Linked DNA regions of Homo sapiens: region 2 is linked to region 1. Evidence: chromatin loops called from intact Hi-C (ENCODE). Cell type or tissue: PC-9. All regions are shown on one strand. Links, peaks and the distances in the headings refer to the core of each region. The heading gives the core; the rest is flanking DNA.

Region 1 (2,803 bases), core at 76-2,575:
GATGGAGGAAGGAGACTACAAGCCAAGGGATGCAGGTGAGCTCTAGAAGCTGAAAAAGGCAAGGAAACCTTTTTCGCTAGATGCTCCGTACTAGAACATCCAGACGGCATGCAGCCCTGCTAATACCTTGATTTTAGACCAGTGAGACCCATTTTGGACTTCTGACCTCTAGAACTAATATAATAAATGGGTTTTGTTTTAAGCCCTGAAGTTTGTGGTAATTTGTTACAGCAGCTGTAGAAAGCTGTGAGTTAACTAAAGATTTAGATTCATTCATGATTGTTGATGCTACAGTGGGTAGTTACCAAGCTCTAAGTTGAACTGGAGGCAAATTTCTCACCTCAACGAGCAAGCCACTGAGAATGCAGTGTCATCATCCTGAATTAGGAGAGCCCTGTAAATTAGCAAATTAGCCATGGCCAAAAAGGAAGCATTGTTTTTAAAATGAGGTAACTGTCTCCATATTTGAGTTGGTTTATCAATAATAGTCTTCTGAAAGTTGTCATTTAATTAGCATAAAGTAGTAAAAGCATGTATTTATTGTTTGCCACATTCTAGACACAATACCAAGCATTTTCCCAATCATATCTTATTTAAAATTCTGAGTTATCACAGTTTATAGGTGAGAACTTGCACAAGTTCTTGTAACTACTAAAAGATAACTGGTGTTCAGACTAAAGTCGTTCTGACTCCAAAGCCTGTGCTCTTAACCATTATGTGGTATAGAGTAGCAGCATCACACTGAAGTATACAAAACAACTTTTATAGAAGATACCGTCCCTCTGCTGCCTCCTTTTTGCTGGCAGGCGAGTGCTGAGGGGCAGAGGATACACACCTTGGGTGCTGGACCACTGTCATGTTACAACCTCGAAGATAATGGTGCCTTTTTTCTGACGCTCCTCTGTGGAATGTATGTTTTTTTCTCAAGTATTTATGAGAATTAGTATTGCTCAGAGCTACACAATTTGTGAATATCTTTTTGATACTTTGTTTCAGTTACTGTATTAGTCTGCTTTGTGCTAGGACATGCAAATCAACAATGGCTGAAACAAAAGAGAAATTTATTTCTCTTGTGTAAAAGTCCTGTTCTGTGAAGTTGTCAAGGTACAAGTATTAGCCAACTCTATTCTGCGGTCTTTGTGGTATCACCCTTGCCTGCATGGTCTGAGATGACTCACTACCACAACTGCCTTCCAGCCAGTATGGAAAAAGAATGAATGTTAAGGACATGACTTGGATATGACACACTTCAGCTCTCGTATTGGCTAGAATCTAGCTGCAGTGAGGCTGGAGAATAAATATGGTCTTTAAGGTTTTGTTTTGCTTTGTTTTCCTTAGAGACGAGGTTTTACCATGTCACATAGGCTGGAATGCAGGCTACTCACCAGCACCATCTTTGCACACTACAGCCTTGACCTCCTGGGCTCAAGCAGTCCTCCCTCAGCCTCCCAAGTAGCTGGGACTACAGGCATGCAACACCATGCTGGCTGAGAATATAGTCTTTAGTAGCCATGCAGCAGCTTAGAATGCTGTCATCCTGGGAAGAAGGGAAAATGGGGTAGGGAGTAGCCGGCAGGCTGTCTGCACACCAGGGCTAGTGTTTCTCATTATTCTGATTAAAACTTTGCATTTTGGTTATTTTGCAGCCATATGCCAGACTGCCCTCATCTATTGTTGAAAGAGAAAAGTTGTTTTGAAAGAACATACAATATAATCCTGTTTATGTTAAATTTGGTTTGTGTGTACATGTGCCTATAGAGAAGTCTGGAAGAATGTCTATAAAAATGCAAATGGTGCTATTTATTCTGGATTATAAGGATGATTCTTACTTTTGATGGTTTTCTGTATGTTTGATTTCAGAAAAAATTAGTACTGTTAGAAATTAGAAGTATTTCATTTTGAAATGGGGGGACCCTGTTTTGACCATATGACATAGAGTGAGAGGTTGGGATCCTGATTTTTCTTTTGTCTTTGTGGTAATTCTAAAAATGTTTGTGAGGAACCTTGTAGCAGTGATTCTGGGGGATAGTGTCCTTTCTAGGCACATGTTCTCATTGAATTCTCAATTGTCTACAGATAGTCCCCTTAGCTTGAGACACTGCTGGGGTCCTGCCTCAGCAAGGAGCACTGGACTGTGGGTCCTGTAGGCCCAGATGGAGAGGACCATCTTGGATATTAAGTTATCAGAGCCCTAATGTGTGCTGTGAGAAGGTTCCTTGATACCACTGACAACATCAGTATTCTTTCTGCTTTTTCTCTGATTTCTCAATATTCTGATTTTTTTGGTTGAAAAGAGTTCCCATATAAGTGGACCTGCACAGTTCAGTGGTCAACTGTACTGTATTAACATTCACTTCCTGGTTTTGATGGTTGAGTTGTGGTCCTTATTTGTGAGAAACAAACACTAAATTATCAGGCGTGATGGGGCATCATGTCAGAGCTTATTCAAATGGTTCAGAAAAAAAGTACTATTTTTGCAACTTTTATGTCAGAATACAAATTTAAAAATAATTTAAATATATTATACGTAATAAAAGAATGGCTATAACCTGTCAGCTAAGGTTCCAAGAGAGATTTAAGCCTTAATCGCCATGATGTTATTTGTAATAACTTATCTCTTACACATCTAGAATGGGGCTGAATACCTACCCCTGTGGGAGAATTGAGAAAATAGTCACATCGTTTTTCAGTAGGTTTACTTGTCTCCTGGAACTTCATTTGAAGAAAGCCAGAAAAAATACTAAACATCCATGAACCCTAAACCCAAGAAGTTATTTTGGGAACTTAAGAAATTGTCATTAAA
Region 2 (2,803 bases), core at 184-2,683, 140 kb after region 1:
CACTGCCCCCAGGACGCCATCCGAGACGTGCATGTGAAGGGCCTCATGTACCAGTGGATCGAGCAGGACATGGGTAAGTGTGGACAGAAGCCCTGCCGTGGCCGGCCTGAGCAGGTGGCAGGACTGACCCTCACAGACTCATCTGCCCCATTAGAGAAGTACATCCTGAGAGGGGATGAGACGTTTGCTGTCCTGAGCCGCCTGGTGGCCCATGGGAAACAGCTGTTCCTCATCACCAACAGTCCTTTCAGCTTCGTGTGAGTCCAGCCCCTGTGGATGGAGGGACAGCAGGGCCAGGGCTCTGGGTGGGGAGGGCAGGCACGGAGCCGCCCTCAGACTACTTGCCACCTGAAACTCCTCCACACAGAGACAAGGGGATGCGGCACATGGTGGGTCCCGATTGGCGCCAGCTCTTCGATGTGGTCATTGTCCAGGCAGACAAGCCCAGCTTCTTCACTGACCGGCGCAAGTATGGGCATGGTGGGGGTTGCAGGGCCAGGGAAGGGGAATAGAGGCCCCACCCCAATGAGGGGACTGAAGCAGGAGGCCAACCTGGCCCTTGCCCACTGCCCAATGTGCTTGGGGTGAGAACACCCCCTTGCTGGCATGGGTCCACTTGAGCAGGTGGGCCTTTACGGAGGAGGGATGGGGGTTGCCCGGCCCGTGGCCCAGCCACAGACTGGAAGTCATGCCCTTTACCTGCACCCCAGGCCTTTCAGAAAACTCGATGAGAAGGGCTCACTTCAGTGGGACCGGATCACCCGCTTGGAAAAGGGCAAGATCTATCGGCAGGTAAGGGCCATCTGGGGAGAGCAGCATGTGGTGGGGGCATGGGGCCTAGCTAGGGCCCCAGGCTGTGCAGAGGCAGCCTCTGAAGAAGCAGCACAGCTCCTTGGCCCTGAGCAGCCTCACACAGGCAATGGCTGGCAGGGAGCAGGTCTGGGTGGCCTCGAGAGCTTGACCTCTGGGTCAAGCAGCCTGGCTTTGAATTCCTAACTCCACTACTCAGCAGAGGGAGCCTGGCCTGGTTGCCTGACCTCTGTGCCTTGCTTCCCTTGTCTGCAAAAGAGGTGTAATACTCTCTACTGAAGCTGTGGTATAAAGCTCTCAGAATGGCCAGTGCGCCAGGCACCGTGGCTCATGCCTATAATCCCAGCAGTTTGGGAGGCTGAGGCTGCAGGATAGTTTGTTGAGCTCAGGAGTTTGAGACCAGCCTGGCCAACATGGCGAAACCCCATCTCTACTAAAAATAGAAAAAATTAGCGGGGCATGGTAGCATGCACCTGTGGTCCCAGCTACTCCAGAGGCTGAGGTGGGAGGATCACTTGAGCCCAGGAGTTCGAGGCTGTGGTGAGCTGTGATCACACCACTGCACTTTAGCCTGGGCAACAATGCAAGACCCTGTCTTCAAAAAACAAGAATGGTCAGAGATCGTGAAATGCCTGATGAATGGTGTCATTTCTTGGGGTTGAGCACTCTGCTGCAGCCAGAACAAGTCTGGTTGGGGGCAGCTCACTGGGTGATCTAGAGAAACTCCTCCTTCCTACCTGGCTAGGAAAATGAGAGGGACTGGTGTTGAGGTGGGATTAGGTGTCTATGAGCAGGCAGTGATTAAGGTTTAGCCCTGGCTGGAATGCGGAAATCCTGGCTGAGCTGGGCTTCTTCAGGCTAGGGGTTCTAAAGGCCTTGGGGCTGGAGGAGGGGGAAGCCAGCAGCTGGCCAGGGGAGCAATGTGGAGGTGGCCAATGCCCAGCCTGGCCTGCAGGAAACACCCCCACCCTCTCAGCCCTGCCCACTTCTCTGCCTCCCACCCTTCCGCACCCAAACTCTCCACAGCCCTCGGGCCCAGGTGCGTCCCTTCAGCTCTGAGGGCGCTGCTCTCCCCTGCCTTGGCATCCAGCCTCAGCTAAAGAGGGTCATACACCTTTGTGAGAAACACATGACTTTCTTCCCTGGCAGCTTTCAGGCAGTTCTTTATGCCCAGTATTCTGAAGCTGCTTTCCACTGTGTGTTGGATCCTGCCTGTCAGTCACTAGGAGTCTGTCAGTCTCCTGCCCTTTGAGACTCTTTCTCTTGGTCTGGGGCCTGCCTGGGCCTCTGCCCCTCCACTTGAACTTAGTTCAGCAATTGGCTTCTCCCACACCACCTGTTTCCCCCAGCGCTTCCACTTCTGAGGCTTGGAATGCACAGACTGCTTCAAGAACTGTGCTTGCTGGGTGTCAATTATTCTCGCTTTTGGGGTGTGGACTCCTACCCTGGTGGCTGCTGCCTGAGCACTAGTCTGGTGATTCCTGCTCTGGGCCGCTCAGTTTCTGCCACCCTGTGAGCTTCCCCAGTTACATGTGGGCCTGGCTGAGTGTCTCCATCTTTCTCTGGCTCCAAGATGCTGGTGGCCCCGGTGAGGTCTGCCATTGGTCTGCCAGGTCCCTCTGCACTGAGGCAGGGGAGGCCAGCAAGGACTTCAGGGCTGCAGAGCCTTCCCTGCAGTTTCTACCTTACAAACAGGGATCTAATCCCTAACCTGGGGTACGTGTGAGACCACAGGGAGAAGGCCCTCGAGGCATGGGCACCATGCCAGGCCTGTAGGGCACCTTCCTGCAGCAGGCAGAATCCCCTTCCCAAGTAGGAGGGGAAAGTGACAAGAACCAGGGCCCAGGGAGGGAGCAGCAAGGCCATGGGAAAGGGCAGCCAGCATCCGGCTGGATTTGGGCTGCCTCTGGGGATTCGGGAGGGAGGACTGGTGGAGGACAAGGCACACTTGGCTCAGCAGCATTCCCCTCCTCTCCCTAGGGAAACCTGTTTG

What was found. Peaks named below come from ENCODE experiments on the same cell type or tissue, not always from the same donor. Only the 100,000 strongest peaks of a DNase experiment are listed, where the experiment ranks them.
Region 2: a loop joins it to region 1, with 5 times the contacts of the local background. A loop is called at or near these places in 32 of 110 quality-filtered maps.

The regions. Positions count from the first base shown.
Region 1 is chr3:52,669,400-52,672,202 of GRCh38, reverse strand. All of the region lies in intron 3 of PBRM1 (polybromo 1), which reads left to right. Among named protein-coding and RNA genes, the nearest start is that of PBRM1, 15 kb to the left of the region's middle. RefSeq lists an enhancer at 746-915. In PC-9, for the core only: no CTCF peak of the experiment used is centred there; a DNase peak (open chromatin) is centred at 1,252; H3K4me3 peaks cover 415 bases; H3K27ac peaks cover 2,292 bases.
Region 2 is chr3:52,525,283-52,528,085 of GRCh38, reverse strand. NT5DC2 (5'-nucleotidase domain containing 2) reads left to right here. Exons shown (of 14, transcript NM_001134231.2): 7 at 13-73; 8 at 155-257; 9 at 368-469; 10 at 711-792; 11 at 2,791-2,803. Among named protein-coding and RNA genes, the nearest start is that of NT5DC2, 7.2 kb to the left of the region's middle. In PC-9, for the core only: no CTCF peak of the experiment used is centred there; a DNase peak (open chromatin) is centred at 1,605; H3K27ac peaks cover 791 bases.